Linked DNA regions of Homo sapiens: region 1 is linked to region 2. A link is a contact called in ENCODE Hi-C data. All regions are on one chromosome and are shown on one strand. Each heading gives the region's core, a stretch centred on a gene start or an enhancer-like site at or near the end of the contact. The rest is flanking DNA. Distances are from core to core; before and after follow the strand shown.

Evidence for each region. A loop is a pair of places that touch in the nucleus more often than their neighbours do. Pooled maps may share reads with other maps.
Region 1: a map of CD8-positive, alpha-beta T cell shows a loop between it and region 2 (7-fold over the local background). The contact joins the promoter of SLC38A6 here to the promoter of JKAMP in region 2. A Hi-C loop is called at or near these places in 5 of 168 maps with a recorded cell type or tissue (CD4-positive, alpha-beta T cell, CD8-positive, alpha-beta T cell, Right ventricle myocardium inferior and 1 more), 4 of 37 single-sample maps with no recorded cell type and 12 of 50 pooled maps.

Annotation. Positions count from the first base shown.
Region 1 is chr14:60,979,942-60,982,641 of GRCh38, forward strand. It overlaps SLC38A6 (solute carrier family 38 member 6), which reads left to right and starts at 1,304. Exons shown (of 16, transcript NM_153811.3): 1 at 1,304-1,441; 2 at 2,567-2,697. The coding sequence starts at 1,337. TRMT5 (tRNA methyltransferase 5) reads right to left here and starts at 1,138. Exons shown (of 5, transcript NM_020810.3): 1 at 1,022-1,138. The coding sequence starts at 1,032. RefSeq lists an enhancer at 1,028-1,407.
Region 2 is chr14:59,483,158-59,485,857 of GRCh38, forward strand. It overlaps JKAMP (JNK1/MAPK8 associated membrane protein), which reads left to right and starts at 1,360. Exons shown (of 7, transcript NM_016475.5): 1 at 1,360-1,436. The coding sequence starts at 1,433. It overlaps L3HYPDH (trans-L-3-hydroxyproline dehydratase), which reads right to left and starts at 1,251. Exons shown (of 5, transcript NM_144581.2): 1 at 652-1,251. The coding sequence starts at 1,159. RefSeq lists an enhancer at 1,326-1,605.

The DNA of each region.
Region 1 (2,700 bases), core at 54-2,553, 1.5 Mb after region 2:
AATTCTACTATCTCAAATAACGGGCTAAATGCTGACAAATAAAACGTTTAGTGATGTGTGGGAAGTATACTATCTTTTCCAGACTAGGATGACTTCTTCAGGAAGTCGTATTAGTGGTAGATAATAGTGGTATATATTAAATTTACACCTTCAACCCATCTGCTCCCAGTTCAGAGGGCTTAGTGATCCATTAGCCATACTCAATGATCCTCTTCACCCACAATTTTCTAGATAATACATTTGGGATTGGAAGACTGAAGTATGAGTTAAATGGTCATCTGTAAATGAAATAGTCATTATACATGACCATTACTAGTGGTGATATTTATTAGGATAGTCTCATGGGTGCTTATTGTGTCAGATACTGCGCTAAATGCTTTATGTACATTATGAATCTTGGGAGGTGTGCAGTATTGCACCCTCATTTTGTAAATAAGTAAACTAAAGCTCAGACGTAAGGTAACCCACCCAAAGTCTCCCAGCTGATAAGTGGCTAAACATGGATTAAAACCTAGTTTTGACTGACTTCGGTGCTTGTGTTCTTAATATATTGCTCTGTTGTTTGTTTTCGATGCTTTACTGCCACATGTCCTGCCTTTAACTAGAGGCTTCTGTATTTTGAGGACGAGAGCTTTGCTGATTGTTATATGCATAGTATCAGTTATTCACTGTCTTCTAAAATACCAAAGAATTTACTTGTAAGGGGAAAGGGCCCTGTCCCAGAATCCTGTAAAGCAACGAAGTCTAACTTCACCGTCAGAGATCAAATTGGTTCTAGCAGCTGACCAGCTGGGTGACCCTGGATAAATTACTATAAGTCTCGGTTTTCCCACCAGTAAAATGTGGCGAAAGGCTTTTGAAACATTCCTTACTATCCAGAACCTCGAAACTAAGCTCAGCACCTAGGCGGGTGGGTGACCTCGCGATGTTTCTGTGCCCAGGCAGCACATGGCAGAGAGCAGCCCTGGGCGGGCTGGTACCTCCCCTGGACCATTAGCCCCTAACGCGGCCGCCACCTCACCAAAGCACCATTCCAATTCCCCACGTCGCTCTGCAGCTGGATCCGCGAGCCGACCCCTCACCTCCCGCTCCGGTACCGATCGGATGTGGGTCGCGGGTGGATGGGCGGGTCTTCTATGACATCATCACTGTTCGCCGCGAAGAGGGCGCGCGTCATCAGATCAAGTCGACTCGCTCCTCTCCTTCCAGGCCCTGGTGAAGTACGGAATGCCGGAAGGGCCGGGCTCAAAGCTCCGCCTCTGGCGCGACCGACGACTGGAGCGCAGGGCAGGGGTAGAGGCTCGTAGATGGAACTGGTAGTCAGCTGGAGAGCAGCATGGAGGCGTCCTGGGGGAGCTTCAACGCTGAGCGGGGCTGGTATGTCTCTGTCCAGCAGCCTGAAGAAGCGGAGGCCGAAGAGTTGAGTCCGTTGCTAAGCAACGTAAGTGGGCTGTGTTCGCTTCCCCGCGCTGACGCCCTCCGGCTTCCCTCAAGTGCCTGCCAAATAAGACCCAGAAAAGGAGGACCGCACCGGGACAGGGGAGATGCTGGAGCCTGAACCCTGGGGGATGGGGTCTGAAGGCAGCCGCCGAGATTCAGATGAGATTGGCGCAGTTATGAACGTGATAGCAGCCTAGCATACTCTAGAAAGAAAAGATGAAAAGCGTCGGGTGGAAGAGATGCAGCGTTGAGTGGAAGCTGCGAACATGATGGGATGAGCGGCCCTAGGATTATGTACTCACTGCTGTTAGTTAGTATTTTTGTCACCTTATTTTCTCCACCAGTCTCGTGAGGTCTTTGCAAGAGTCACAGGATTTTCCTCTTCCGACTTAGTCATGGGGGGAGGGAAAATAATAAACATTTTAATACAGAAATTCTTAGCGGTAGAATGGAAGTGGCTTGGTAGTAAGTGCATAGCACGTTCCTGACCCTAAAGCCTGTGCAGTGGGCACTCCGCTTTTTAACTCGAGTCCTAGACACTGTTCCCAGGACTTTGTTCCCGGTGCTGTTTGTGGGGAGGGGGATGTTTTCAGGGATACTGCCAGAACAACGTGAATTGCTTCTGTTTATAATATTGTCATTGCAAGATATTCCTGACCATCCTTCCAGTTTGGTAGAACTAATTCATTAGATATATAAGTAGAGATTAGTTGTGCAGTCCTAGTAATTGAGGAGAAACAACTGCCCACAGCAGTCCCAGGTTGACTCAGCAATTCTTTAGTAATCACATGAGCTGAGGCCTTATCCCTCCTCTCTCTCCCCACTCCATTCCCATCCTATCTTCATCTCTTGCAGTCACAAGGTTAGTCATGGCCCTTCCTGAACTCTGCCTGTCTTGTGTACTGGTGGAAATCATTTTCCTAAGAAACCCTAGATTCCTGGAGCTGCAGTAGTGGGAGGTGGGAAGGAAAGGAAAGGAAATTAGTGTTGGTTAAGCAACGAGTGTGTCATACAAACCCTGGTGGTTTGCAGCTTTTTTCCATAATCTTTCATTTATGGAATTTCTTTACGAAATTTTAACTTCACCGTCCAAACATTTAACACTACTAAATTTGTGTGCTTACAGGAACTTCACAGACAGCGATCCCCAGGTGTTTCATTTGGTTTATCAGTGTTTAATTTGATGAATGCCATCATGGGAAGTGGCATCCTTGGCTTAGCTTATGTTTTGGCTAATACCGGTGTCTTTGGATTTAGGTG
Region 2 (2,700 bases), core at 110-2,609:
AAAAACTCTATGAGGGAAAAGAAGAAACACAGGCACAGAGAGATTAAGTAATTTGCCTAAGGTTGCACAGCTTTAGGGGGTTATCAGGATTTGAAACCAGGCAATGTGTGTTCCTGTTCTTAAAGAAAAGCAACATTCGTATCTTAATGATTTATAAACTGCTTTGTTCATTCATTCTCATTTAATTCTTCAAAGAAGTGGGGGAGGTGAGGAAAGGAGACCAGGTTTAGTAACTTATTAAGTGTGATTCTGTGTCTACCAAGCATATTCTCAGCCAGCCTGGAACCCTGGTACATTGGCTGTTCTTCGCTCTTTCCTTGACCCCACCGTACCTTGCTTTATCCACCGGTGAAATCTCTAGGAATGCCTCACCAGTGCAGAGGGAGGCGCTGAGTCAGGGTAACACGCAATTCCTCGCTCCTCAAGGGTCTCCCAAAACCACAGGCGGATGGGAGTCAGGGAAAATCGAAATTACACGCACCAAATACGCAAGGCTGCTGACACACGTTGGCAGTGATTTACCTTTCTATTAATTGCAAGGTTTCGCGGAGTAGGTTAGTTGCCAGAGTTCCAGCCCAGAAAAACCGTTAATGTAGTTAGTCGCGTCCCGGTTGCAGCTCTGCCCTGGGCTGGAAAGGTCCCGCCCATTACCTGTGGCCAGCACGAAGGCCGGGACGCTGTGGAAGCGCACCGGTCCGTGGCTGCGGCCGTCCTCGCATGCCACGAAGGCGGTCACCAGCCCGCAGGGGCAGTGGATATTGACGCGGGCCTCGCGGGTGCCCGCAGGGGGCGCCGGCACAAGCCCGAAGTCCAAAGCGAAGCGGCCCAGCGCCAGCACTGCGTGGCCGCACATGGAGCTGTAGCCCTCGTTGTGCAGGAACAGGACGCCCAGATGCGCGTCCGGCAGCTCGCTCGGGACTAGGACCGCCCCGTACATGTCCCGGTGCCCTCGGGGCTCGAACATGAGCCGTCGCCGCACGTGGTCAAGGTGCTGGCGCATGTAGCGCCGCTTGGCCAGCAGGGTGGGCCCAGACACCTCCGGACACCCCGCCAGCACGATACGCAAGGGCTCGCCGCCCGTGTGCATGTCCACCACCGACAGCACCGGCGTCCCTGGATCATGCGGGGGCAGCCGGGGCACCGCCAGCGCGCTCTCCATGGTCTGCGTCGGGGGAGACGAGTACGGTCCCGCAGCTATGGCTTCAAGCCCGACCCTCACCCACTGACTCCGCGGGAGGAGGGCGGGACGCTAACCAGCCACGTCCGGGGGGCGGGGTCTCGGAGCCTAAACCCGGAAGCGAGGGAGGAACTTCGGAGCTGTCGCCCGGGTTACCGGGAGGCGGAGCCGCCGAGCTCGCTGTGGCCCGGATGTTCGGTGCAGCTGCCAGATCCGCTGATCTAGTGCTTCTCGAAAAAAACCTTCAGGCGGCCCATGGGTGAGTGGTCGCCAAGATCCCGGGAAGCGTTTCTGGTAGTCCCGACTACTTTCCTACACGGCTGGCCTCGGGCTCGGCTCTTTGTAGGCGGCCTTCGGTTGGCGGCGCAGGCTCGCCCCTTGACCCCGCCCGCCCTCGGGCCGGGCTCCGCACTCCTGCGGGGTTGGGGTGGTCTGTCCGCAACGGGCTACTAGGGGAGGCGCGCTGTCTGCGGCGAAATGCCAGGTCTTTGTTGTTTGGTCCGAAATGTCTCTTCAGTCCCTTAGTTTAATGTCGAGGGAACACTTGCTTGAGGGTTGACTTCGGAATTGAAAACGCGGGTGATAGTGCAGAAAAAACAGTAAAGCAGAAGCAAGTTGCTGCATAATTTGTCTACTGCTTCAACCTCAAACGTAGATTTATAGCGCCCGTCACAAAGGGCAGGACCGCTGCAAAAAAATGGAATCTTAAAACTTTAGCCATCGTTCGCTAAAGGAAATGAAAGGAGAAATTCAACAGTCGCTTGGAGCCTGGGTTTTGCTTAGTAAGTGATAGGCTGTTTATTTCAGTTCAGTTTATCATACTGGTTTTCAGGCCTTGGATTTTGAGAAACTTTAGATTATTGATATTCACGTGTATTTATTAAGCATCTACTAGATGTAAAGCCCATACAGAAGTTTCCAATTCCTTACCTTCTGCATTCTTGAAAAACCTGAAATATTCATTTTCATGTATTAATTTAGAACATTGTGATTACAATTGGTTACAAAAAAAATAAGCGCCCATTAAAGAGGCCAGTGGGTTTAAAAAGCTAAGTCCGAAATTTGTTAAAAGCGAAAATATTAAACTGGAGGAATATTATTCAATGCTGTTTCTCTTTTTCTCTCAGCAGCATAAGGAGAAGGAAGTAAAAAGTCTGCTTGAATGTGAAAGGAGAGAAGGCACTGTAGACCAGGCAGTCTAGATTGTGAATTCGTGAATAATTTGGGAAATGATTGTTCAAGAATAGTCAAAAGATGCATAATTTTTCAAATTAATTCACATGTAGACCGCAGTTTGTTTTGAGACGGAGTCTCCTTCTGTAGCCCAGGCTGGAGTGCAGTGGCGCGATCTCGGCTCACTGCAACCTCTGCCTCCTGGGTTCAAGCGATTCTCCTGCCTCAGCCTCCCCAGTAGCTGGGACTACAGGCGCGCGCCACCACGTCAGGCTAATTTTTGTATTTTTAGTAGAGACGGGGTTTCACCATTTTGGCCAGGCTGGTCTGGAACTCCTGACCTCATGATC